Regions from separate parts of the Homo sapiens genome. Here region 1 is linked to region 2. The links are chromatin contacts, found by Hi-C or POLR2A ChIA-PET in ENCODE. All regions are on one chromosome and are shown on one strand. The core of a region is the stretch at or near the end of the contact, and the rest is flanking DNA. Distances in the headings are between cores, read along the strand shown. Region 1 has its middle 160 kb from the start of TNFSF18. Region 2 holds the start of PRDX6 (peroxiredoxin 6).

The links. Hi-C counts contacts between places; a loop is a spot of excess contacts on that map. ChIA-PET counts read pairs that join two places held with the same protein, here RNA polymerase II (POLR2A). Pooled maps may share reads with other maps.
Region 1: a loop to region 2 is called in a pooled map, with 4 times the contacts of the local background. The contact joins the enhancer-like site here to the promoter of PRDX6 in region 2. A Hi-C loop is called at or near these places in 7 of 50 pooled maps. POLR2A ChIA-PET finds 5 or more read pairs at or near these places in 2 of 52 experiments (BJ and activated T-cell).

The regions. Positions count from the first base shown.
Region 1 is chr1:172,892,475-172,898,039 of GRCh38, reverse strand. No RefSeq gene overlaps it. Among named protein-coding and RNA genes, the nearest start is that of TNFSF18, 160 kb to the left of the region's middle. Within about 2 kb of position 2,684, at least 7 of the 41 ENCODE cell types and tissues checked have a DNase peak (open chromatin) inside an H3K27ac peak, as active enhancers do.
Region 2 is chr1:173,473,773-173,479,315 of GRCh38, reverse strand. It overlaps PRDX6 (peroxiredoxin 6), which reads right to left and starts at 1,981. Exons shown (of 5, transcript NM_004905.3): 1 at 1,824-1,981. The coding sequence starts at 1,918. LOC100506023 (a long non-coding RNA gene) reads left to right here and starts at 2,161. Exons shown (of 3, transcript NR_037845.1): 1 at 2,161-2,684. RefSeq lists enhancers at 1,783-1,942, 2,440-2,976 and a silencer at 2,013-2,182.

The DNA.
Region 1 (5,565 bases), core at 1,435-3,934, 580 kb after region 2:
AATATTTGACTGTTGAGCAGCAATGAGGGCCAAGTTAAGGTTGAAGACCCTATAATGGCCCCAAAGTATAGAGAGAAAAGAGTTGGACCGAAACAATACATATTTTAAATAGTTTGAATCTTTTCAGGCTGGCGTGGTGGAAGGTCAATAGGCAAGTAATGAATCATGTAGTTTAGGCTGAATAGAGAAAGACAGGAAGGACAGGAAGAGGCTAAATACTTGGTGACCAGGAGGGATCAAAAGACTAGCAGTCTTGGGCAGGCATGGTGGCTGACACCTGTAATCCCAGCACTTTGGGAGGCCAAGGTGGGCAGATCATGAGGTCAGGAGATCGAGACCATCCTGGCCAACATGGTGAAACCCTGTTTCTACTAAAAAAAAAAAAAAAAAAAAGACTAGCAGTTTTGATAAGATATGAGAATAGCAGAAGTAACAGAGTGACAGGATTGAAGGACTACAGTCTATGATCAGAGAGCAGAATGCTTGAATTTAAGATTTCATGGGTGGGGGAAGTAGGGATGGTTAATGGGTACAAAAAGATAATTAGATAGAATAAGCAAGATCTAGTATTTAATAGGAAAGCAGGATGACTACATTCAACAATAATTCATTGTACATTTTTAAAAAACTAAGAGTATAATTCGATTGTTTGTAACACAAAGAAAGGAGAAATGCTTCAGCTGATGGATACCCCATTTACCCTAATGTGATTAATATGCATTCTACACCTATATCAAAATATCTCATATACTGCATAAATATATACACCTACTATATACCCACAAAAATTAAAAAAAGAAAAATAAAGATTTCAGGAGAGATTTCAGGTGGGTGATATCAAGGTCCAATGTATGGTCATTGGACTATATGGCTTAAGTGGAATATACATAAAGCTCACTGTAGTCTCTGTCCTATTTATCTCTCTATGTATCGGTCAATCAATTAATCAATCATCTTATCTAGCTATAACACTACTGGTCCCTAAGCATCTATACATGTATAATAGCTGACCATGCTTAAGGTGAGTTGCAGTGAAGTAACCGTCTTGTGAATGTTGTTACTAATAAGCTGATGCTATTGTAATTTTTGCATACATCTTGAAAAATGATCTGATTGGTTCTAGTGCTTCAATATACTAAACTATTTGTATATAGTATTTGTGTTGAGGCACATGTTGGTTTTTCCCTCTCCTGACAGTTATGAAAAAATTATTTTGACTACATTAGTGGTCAATATTCCTAGTTCTGATTATAAATATGTTACTACAATTTCTTCTACTCTTGTATCACCTCTGTTAATAAAATAAAAAAAATTGTATCTCAAATTACATATAATTTAATCCTGGAGTAAGGAATAATACTGTTTTATCTAAGAAGGTATTAAGGGCAGGCTGACAGGTGGAAGAAATTGGGTGTAAACTTTCAACATTCAGATATTTATGGCCTAAAATTCCATCATTATCACTTCATGCCTTTCAATTAAGCTCTAGTTAGTCTCTCTCCAGGTTTCTTTTAAAAGGCAATTATACACATCAAAAGAATAACCAATAAAATCCTGTCATGTTAGTGTAAATTAATTTATCACATCACTCTCCTATATGGTCCCTACAAGATGAGAAGACGAAGCAAGCATGGGAAACTTGGAAATTTGTGGGAATGGAGCACTGGCTGAAATGGAGAATAGAGTATAAAAACATGAAAAGCGAGTGTTGTAATACCTTCATCTTTTCAGCTATATTCAAAAGCCTTTAAAGGAAAGGGATCATATATTCTTACATGACTCATATAACAATTCTTGTCCTCTTAAAAATAAAGCATATATTTACAGGTGAATAGCTAAAGATTTCAGAGATTTTATTGCATATATATCCCAAGATCCCACAACACTTGTTACAAGATCTATTCCTTCAAACCAATGACTTCAGAAATCTTTTTAAACACATTACTGTGTTTCATGATTTAGAGGGCTGTATGCATAACTATGGATACAATAGAATTCCCATGGTGATTATGACAAGCCCCAAGGCAAGTGGTTTTCATCATATTTGTTGTCCCAATGTCACATTTGTCATCATTTTTGTTTGTCATGTCCCAGTGATATAAAGGAATTCATCCCTGCCAAGCCCAAGTTCAAAAGGTGAAGAAATAGACTCCACTCCTTGGTGGGAGGAGCAGTAAAGCTGCACTACAAAAAGGAGATGCTACAGGGATGAGAAGAATGCTTCGCCATTTTTGCAAATTAATCCACATACATTTTATAGACATAAATATAAGTGTGGAAGGATACATAGCAAACTGATAATATTGTCCACTTCAGGGAAAGGATCAGCAAGGGAGACAATATTTTATTCACTTGTATTTGTTTGACTTACACCAAACATACATTACCTTCATAAATTTTATTAAGCAGAGAGTTTTAGTAAATATAAAAGTTATAATAATTATATTTCTATCACCAAAAGTTTAATTTCATGGACACCTTAATTCATTAACACTCAAAAGAATAGAAAATAGAAAGAAAACACCCAAATAGAGCAAGTTTGTCAATATCATAGTACTATTGTTAAAGGAAACCAAAGGAAGAAATGACTTTACTGAATGATCCACAGAATTGTTTTGCAGTTTCACAGCTCACAGATTGTTTTTCACCGGACGCATCTAAGCTTCTAGTGTCGAGTTTCACTTTCAAATGTCAAAGCAACACCTCAGGAAATACACATGGCTCAGCCTGTTGCCTTTGCTTATAAAAAATCGACTCCCTTTTCAGTTAGTACTGATGGATGAAAGGACATTCTCTGATCTTTTCACCAGTAACCAGTCATATAAATCCTCCGATGAGCTCTAATTTAGTAATCTGAAATGTACAGTACTATTCACAAGTTTTTCATGACTCAGAATTTGCAAAGAATTTGATCAGGTTTCCTTTTCTAGTTTTGGTGGTATTGAGTCTGGGGAATTAATATCATAATGATCTATAAAAATGTTTCAGCTGGCTTTCGCGCTCTCTCGCGCTCTCTCTCTTTTTCTCTCTCTTTCGGTTAATATCTTTGCATCTGTGTTTCCACCAAAGAAATTTGGAACACATATCATATGACAGTGTTGTTGACACACCCCATATCTGCTCTTCAGCTTGTGTGGACACTTCTTTTTTCACTAGAGTGCTTTATTATGACTTACCTTGCTACTGTCCTGCAGGTGAACAACCCACAGACTGTGGTACCAAAATGTTTTGCGCTGAAGCTTGTAAGACAGTCACCCCTTGCATTGTTCATTCAGGCTTGATAGGATTCTCTGCAGGAAATCATCTTGAAGAGCTTGTCTTTGAAGAATACCTCTCACCACACAATTGCCCATATCTCAGGCCCTTTTTGTTCAACAGCCAAGTCATCATGTATTAATACTGTTTATACTGCCCTAAAACACAGGGACATCCAAAGGCATGCTACACCAGATAAGAGAATGAAAACCCCCTTCTACCAGTCAATCATCAGCTCTAAGGTCTTATTTCTATATTTCACTGAGTCATTTTGGAAATCATGCATGTGAAAGTCTTTTGATCTTGTATCAGCATTGGGGAAAATGAACAACTTTCTCGTATTGATTTTACAGCTAAAATTTCTCCATCCAACTGAATTGCTCAAATTGGTTAAAATCATAAATTGGCTGAAAACCAATACAAGCGAATAAAACATTGTGTCCCTTGCTGATCCTTTCCCTGAAGTGGACAGTATTATCCGTTTGCTATGTATTCTTCCACCCCTTTCTTTACAAACCAAAACAAATTGGTTAAAATCACAAATTGGCAGAAAATAACAACTTTCCAGTTACTGATTTTTTAAACATAAAGGTAATTTATGTATATCATAAGATCATAAGACTGTTTTATAATTTTTATGTTTTGATTCATTTTACATCTTTTCTTCAGAAAGTATTTGTTTAATGGTCATTTGGTTGCAGTTCTTTGTAAATGTTAATTTATATTTTAGTATTTTTATTTATTTTTGGAAACTATTTCTCACATTATTTGTGTAGCCTAGGTAGTTAGTTTACTGCAGGAAAAGAGTTTTATTGTTATCTGGCCACAAAGGTGATCTCGACGTATCAAATCTTATCAGAAAGTCTCGTCTTAATCTTTACTGAAATCTGGATGTTTCTGTTTACTTGGAATGCTAGGAGGTCCTTTTGAATGTTAGTCAGCTTTACTCTCCTTGTTCTCTAGACTTTTAAAGATATTTTCACAGGAGTCTACTAAAGACACCTTCCCCCCACTCAGCCCCAACCCCACCTCATGCACAGCCTCCTCTCTGGGATTCTGCCTTGTAGCATAAAGAAGGTCTAATTAGGATAAGGATACATCAACAGGCAAGGAGCCAAACACCAGCAGGCAAAGAGCCAAAGACCAGCCTTACTCTCCTTGGTGCAAGAATAAGGCTAAGCTACCAGAGTTCTGTGTTTTTGTTGGCAAAGCTCATGTCGTTTCAGGAAAAAGACTATTCCTGCCCAGGCCCATCTCCATGGTTCCAGAAACCTCATTGTCCTTTAAATATGCAGGCAACTATTCTGGGTTACCTTCACCACCAGCACCATCACAGTAATTCTGAAAATGACAGTTATTGGTGTCTCTGTGCTTTGGGAATACCCTTCTTCCCAGAATCACAGTGCATGTTAGCACTGGTGGCTTCCTCCTCCTCAGTCAGCTATCAAGAAAGCCAGAGATATCATCAGCCTTGGAAAGGAAAGGACAGCCCAACAGCCTTGCCATACAGGATTTTCCAGTAGACCTGATAATGAGAATTCTGAGATTATGTTGGTTAGGCCTGGAATGAAAAAAGAAAAACTCAGAGAGGGCAGGATGACATAGGCAAGGCAGCTAGCTTGGCCATCAATAGACTGCTCTTTCCAACTCTGTGAAACATCCTTCCTCTTCCCCTGGAGTAGTCCCTCAATATATGCTTCTATTTTCATTCCTCCCTGATTTTCTAGAGCCTGGTTCCATCATTTATGAACCCATTCCTTCTTAGCATGGGATCCCCTAAAAGAAGACACTGAGACAAAGATTCACATACTGATAGTTTATTTGGAAAGTCATCAGGGGAGTGGAGAAGTGAGACAGGAAAGGGGAGCAACCAAGGGTTACTACAATGGAGCAGACCAAAGAGTAATCCTGTGGAAAGCCCCAGGAACCAGCCTGGGAGCTGCCACAGAGGAATCTTACTGTGTGTCCAGGGAGGAATGTATACACCAAATTTCTTCCGTCATTGTTTGAGGGCTCTTCTAGGGGGTGAATAGACATTCTGGGACTTCTGTCCTGACACAAACCTAGGTAAAGCATCCTCCCAAAGGCTTAGAAACCTTCAGGCCAAGAAATGCAGATCCTGGACAGGAGGAGCACACTGCAGGTGGGGGTGGAATGGGCCAATGTCTGCCTTTCCTCACCTTTCCATTTGATAGAGGAAGAAAAAGAGAAAGAGGAGGAATGGAAAGAATGGAAAGCTTACCCCGCCCCCCAAAAAAAATAAAGACAGGAAAAGAGAAGGAGAAGAAAAAAAATTGATTTTACTATTTA
Region 2 (5,543 bases), core at 732-3,231:
TAGGGAATACTATACCTGATCCTAGGCAGACTTGTATATTAGTTAATAAATGCAGATATTTCTACCGTGTTCCTAACTATGGCTCCCTGATAAAGTACCACTTTTGATCAAATCTAGATGGATCTAGAGGCCAATAAACATTAACAAAACCCCAAAAAAGTATGGTTAGCTTAAAAAGTGACAGCATTTATAACTGTTGGCACAGTAAATACGTTTTATGCTAATATTTAATCTATACAAGCTAAGAGTTCTGGAAATAGTTTATGTTTCATGGGGATGGGGGATGAGGGCTGCAGGTAGAAATGGGAAGGAACACAACTCTAAAAATCCCAAGGATTGCTGGAGAAATATTACTACCTAGATCCTAAGTATAAGAATGGCCATAAGCTGTATTTCTAAAGTATTTTTCTGCATTCAAGGTTTGAATATTCCATTTCTCAACCTTTTTCTGGCCTAGTCCTATCTTTCACAAAGCTTAACTTTTCCCTATTCAGTGGCTGGAAAAGGGACTTAAGAGGTTATAAAGGGTTGGATAGGCATATGATGTGTAAGAATCTGTCCCTGGTTCTCTGCACAGCCCTGTCCAATCACTGATTAATTTCATAAGCCTGTCTCCCTGGATACTGTATATAAAAAGGATATAATCTGGGGAAGAACTGTTGTCAAGCCTTGGAGCCCCACAGTGTAGTGGGACCACTAGTACTCCAGAACCATAATATAACTAGACATGCCTGGAATGCTTCTGATGAAAACTAAGCAACTTCCAGTTTGCTGATTCAGGAGCTGTTAAAAAAAAAAAAGGGCAACACCGATTTACTACTCCTATCCATAATGGTAAAACTGCCAAGTCAGATCACAGGTCATCAATTTGGCTATCATCAGCAAGCTCATGTGCTAGAAGCAAGGTAGAAAGCGGAGGGGACAGTGAGGGGCAAGCCACTGGAAAACAAGAGAGTCTCAAAGTTGGGGAGTACACGTGTCCTGGAGCCTGGAACGGCCATCACTAGCAAGAATAGGCCACTCCAGCGGAACAGCGTCAGAAAGTCCTTCCCTCCAAGTGTTGCAAGTTCTGGAATCTCTGAAGGCACACCTACGCAGAGTGTTCTTGGCTCTTCCTAAAGCTGTTATCAAATCATATCTTGGCCATTGGAGGCGGCTCTGGACAAAAAGTCTTTCGGCCACCTACTTGGCAGCTAGTGGTTTTAAATTTCACATTTTGTGCCCAGAAGCCTGCAAATACCACTGCACCCTCAGATGATACGTTGGCCTTCCTGTAACCTATAGCCAGCAGCTGTGTCCTCCGACTTTGGCTTTAGACACCCATCCTCCCCAGGGAGCAAATTCCAGAACGGAGGGTGGGAGGGCGGTGCGACCCTGGGCACTAGTCCGGGGAAGTGATCGTCAATGCCGCCCCGCCCCTGCGCCCTCGGCCTGACCACGCTACCTGCACAGTTTACTAAGACGAGTTAAATGGACAACAAACCCTCCCGCGGGCGGTGAGTTTCCAGAACCCGCAGAACACAATTTTATCCTCCCCACCCCCCACCTTGGCGTGGCCTTGCCCAGCCACGCCGGAGGCGGGGAGGCCAGGAGGGATCGAGTGGCCCGCGCAGGGCAGGCCGAACGGGTGCCAGCTCCCAGCAGCGCAGCCGACGCTGAGCAGAGGCCACACGGCCTGGCGCGCGCCGGAACCAGTGCGGGGGAAGGCGAGGGCGGCGCAGGGGGCTGAGCGGCCGGGAGGACGGCAGGGAGAAGAAACAGGGAAGGCACCTCCGAGTCCGGCGCAACCGAGGCCAGGACAGGGCTACGCGGTGGCCACTTACGAGTCTCCCAGAAAGTCGTGGAAACGGATGCGGCCGACGGTGGTATTGGCCTCAAAGTTGGGAGCCACGTCCCCGAGAAGCAGACCTCCGGGCATGGCGACGGTGATGAGGGGGCGCCGCTGGGACAGCAAGCAACCGGTTGGTTCTGGCGAAGAAGCAGCCTGTCCCAGCGCGCGGAGGAATAAACGAAGGCGCGAGGGGCGGGGACTGGGGCGGCGGGGGCGGGGCCGCGGGAGGCCGGCCGCTGGGGGCCGGGCCGCGGGGGCTGGGCTGGGCGCGGGGCGGGGCGGGGCTGGGCGCGGGGCGGGGCTGGGCCGGGCCGGGCTGGGGCCGGGACGCGGCGCGAGCTGGACTACCGCGGTCGCTGTTGGTGGCGCCGCCGGGCCTGCGACTAGGTGGCATCCTTCAGACACTATAGGCCGTCTCTGCACACGTGATGCGGGGCTCGGTCACGTTGCCCCCTGGAAGCTTGAGGATGCGCCAGGTTTGACTCTGCAGGGCGTACGCGCTTTAGGGATGGAAGGAAGAGGAACGCGGCAGGAAGGCGAGCCCCAAGGTGGAGAATCGCCTGGGCGCGCAGGCTGCGGCGGCTTCGCACAGCCGCCCTGGGCGCTGCACGGGTCCGCGCGCACCCTGCTGCGCACCCACTCGCGGCCAGCTCCCTACAGAGGAGTGGAGTGACTGCTCGACTACCACCCCTCTTTTAGTGTGAGCGTCTGGAGTCCTGACCGCCCCAGCCAGCCCAGCTACGATGAACTGTCTAAGAGGATGTGGCAAGACCCAGAAGTATGGGTGACCTTATGTCAGAGGAAGTGGCTTTCTTATTGCAGCAAAAATTCCCGTACCAATGTCAGTGCTAGGGTAATGTAACTAAACTTTTATTTATTTTTATTCTGCCCTCCCCTTTCTGTTTGTTATGAACCATAAAATATTCAACACAATTATCTTGAAATCTAAATATAAAATTTAAAACATACTCTTTGAGACCTACTGTGTGCAGGTCAACTCTGTCACCCAGGGAGGTGGGCGGCTTAGATTCATTTATTTGCTATGAGCCAAGTACAAGGTAGATAAGATGCCTGTCCTCTTGGAGCTTTCCTTCTTGTGAAGGGAAACCGGTGACAGACAATAAGCACACAAACCAAAATATGTTAGACAGCAATCAGTCGTATTCAGAGAACTAAAATAGGGTTATGTGCCTAGAGGGTGACTGGGGGGCTGCTTTGGTTTGGGTGGTCTGGTCTGGGAAAGCCACCAGGATAATGTAGGTAAACTAGTCAGCTCACGGTAGGTGCTCTGGAAATGGTAGCTATCGTTTGGATGATGACACTGGCTCATGCAGTAACTCTTGCTTTGCCTGCTGTGTGCTGGACACTGTGCCAGGCCATACAGTGGAGAAACACAGTCCCTGCTGTTACAGGGAAGGCATATTTATATGCAATTATAATAAAATGTAGGGTAAATTCTGATGGGGGAAGGTGTAAATGATTGGAGTTCAGAGATGAGAAAAATCCTCTGGATGGGGCTGGCAGGTTTAAGGCAGGGGCATGGCAATGTTGAGAGTAGTGACTCACATACTGTGATTTGCGTTTTCATCACAGTGATGTGTTGGTGCGTGCATGCTAATCATATTTACCGAGTTCTTCAGTGACCCAGGACTTGCAGTAAGATTACTGGTAAAAATTTCTAGCCACTTCACAAAACCGTTTAAAGCTAATGTAATTTAATCTCTAATTTGGCTCCAAGTTTTAACAGCTCCTTGTTTTAACTCCCTTTGTAGGGAAGAAAGAGAATAGTTGGGAAAGAAGAGTAGTTTGGCCTAAGGCACTGTTAACAATATGTTGTGGAAATCAGCTAGAAAACACAATACTCTATAAATATGGAGAATGAATACAGAAACAGATTATTGATGTCTGTCAAAGGCATAATTATATTATTGTCTGTTGTAAATTAAGCAAATATAATAAAATACTCATTAGAATTTACAGTGCCAGAAGCTGTACACTGGCAATGCTTCTGCACTCTGTGAACTTGTTTGCTTTAGACTTTGGAGCATTTTAAATTGTCTTGAATTAGCTGTCCACTGAAGGGGGCCAGCCCCTCCACGCCTGTGGGTGTTTCTCGTCAGGTGGGATGAGAGACTGAGGAAAGAAATAAGACACAGAGATGAAGTATAGAGAAAGAACAGTGGGCCCGGGGGACGGCGCTTAGCATACGGAGGACCCGGCACTGGTCTCTGAGTTCCCTCAGTATTTACTGATCACTATCTCTACTATCTCGGTGAGGGGGATGTGGCAGGACTATAGGATAATGGTGGGGAGAGGGTCAGCAGGAAAACATGTGAGCAAAGGTCTCTGTGTCGTAAATAAGTTTAAGGAAAGGTTCTATGCCTCGATGTGCACATAGGCCAGATTTATGTTTGACTTTACACAAACATCTCAGTGCAGTAAAGAGCAGTATTGCCTCCAGCATGTCTCACCTCCAGCCATAAGGCGGTTTTTTCCATCTTAGTAAATAGAATGTACGTCGGGTTTTACACCGAGACATTCCATTCCCAGGGATGAGCAGGAGACAGATGCCGTCCTCTTATCTCAACTGCAAAGAGGCCTTCCTCTTTCACTAATCCTCCTCAGCACAGACCCTTTACTGGTGTCAGGCTGGGAGACGGTCAGGTCTTTACCTTCCCACGAGGCCATATCTCAGGCTGTCTCAGTGGGGAGAAACCTTGGACAATACCCAGGCTTTCTTGGGCAGAGGTCCCTGCGGCCTTCCGCAGTGCATTGTGTCCCTGGGTACTTGAGACTGGAAAATGGCGGTGACTTTTACCAAGCATACTGCCTGCAAACACATTTTTAACAAAGCACACCCTGCGTAGCCCTAAATCCATTAAACCTTGAGTCAACACAACACATGTTTCTGCCAGCACAGGGTTGGGGCTAGGGTTACAGATTAACATCATCTAAAGGCAGAAGAATTTTTCTTAGTTCAGAACAAAATGGAGTTTCTTATGTCTTCTTCTTTCTGCATAGACAACAGTAACAGTCTGATCTCTCTTTCTTTCGTCCACATCAGCATTTTGAAAACATGATTTTTCATAAAAATATCTGGATTTTTGTCTCCTGAAAGGTCAGAAGATCTAGCAACACAGCAACACCAGGCCCATGTTCCATCTGGCAAACAGTGGCTGCTGAGTAGCCTTTTAGAGGGCAATGTTCTCTGTTACTCAGAAGGTCCTCTGCCAGTTACTAACATTAGAGTAGAATTGGGAGGAAAAAGAAATAGTTCTTGCATTCTTATCTGTCAAAACTGTGCAAATGAAAGCTTAACTAAGGGCTGTATATTTCAAGAAAAAAATGATCATGTTTCTTTGTGAAAGTAGAGAATGTTCCATGAACTTAATATGCAAACAAAGTCAGAAGAACGCTGTTCTGCCTGGCCTTCGTAGGTAATTGAGTTTAACATCTGACTTATACCAAAGGTAGGTGCTCTGTGGACTGGGCCCCATTCCAGAGGGAAAATTTTAAAGCTATTTTCCTGAGGGTTAGTGAGATGTATAATGGGAAAGGAGGAGGGGAGGAAGGACAGAGGAGACATTCCAGGGAAAGACCGGAGTGTGGAAAAGGGAGAGCTTGACTAAGAAAGGATTTACTTTCCTTAGAGAGAGGGTGGAGGCTCTCCTATCAGAAAAAGTGTTTTCATACAGCTATAAGGGTCGGAGAG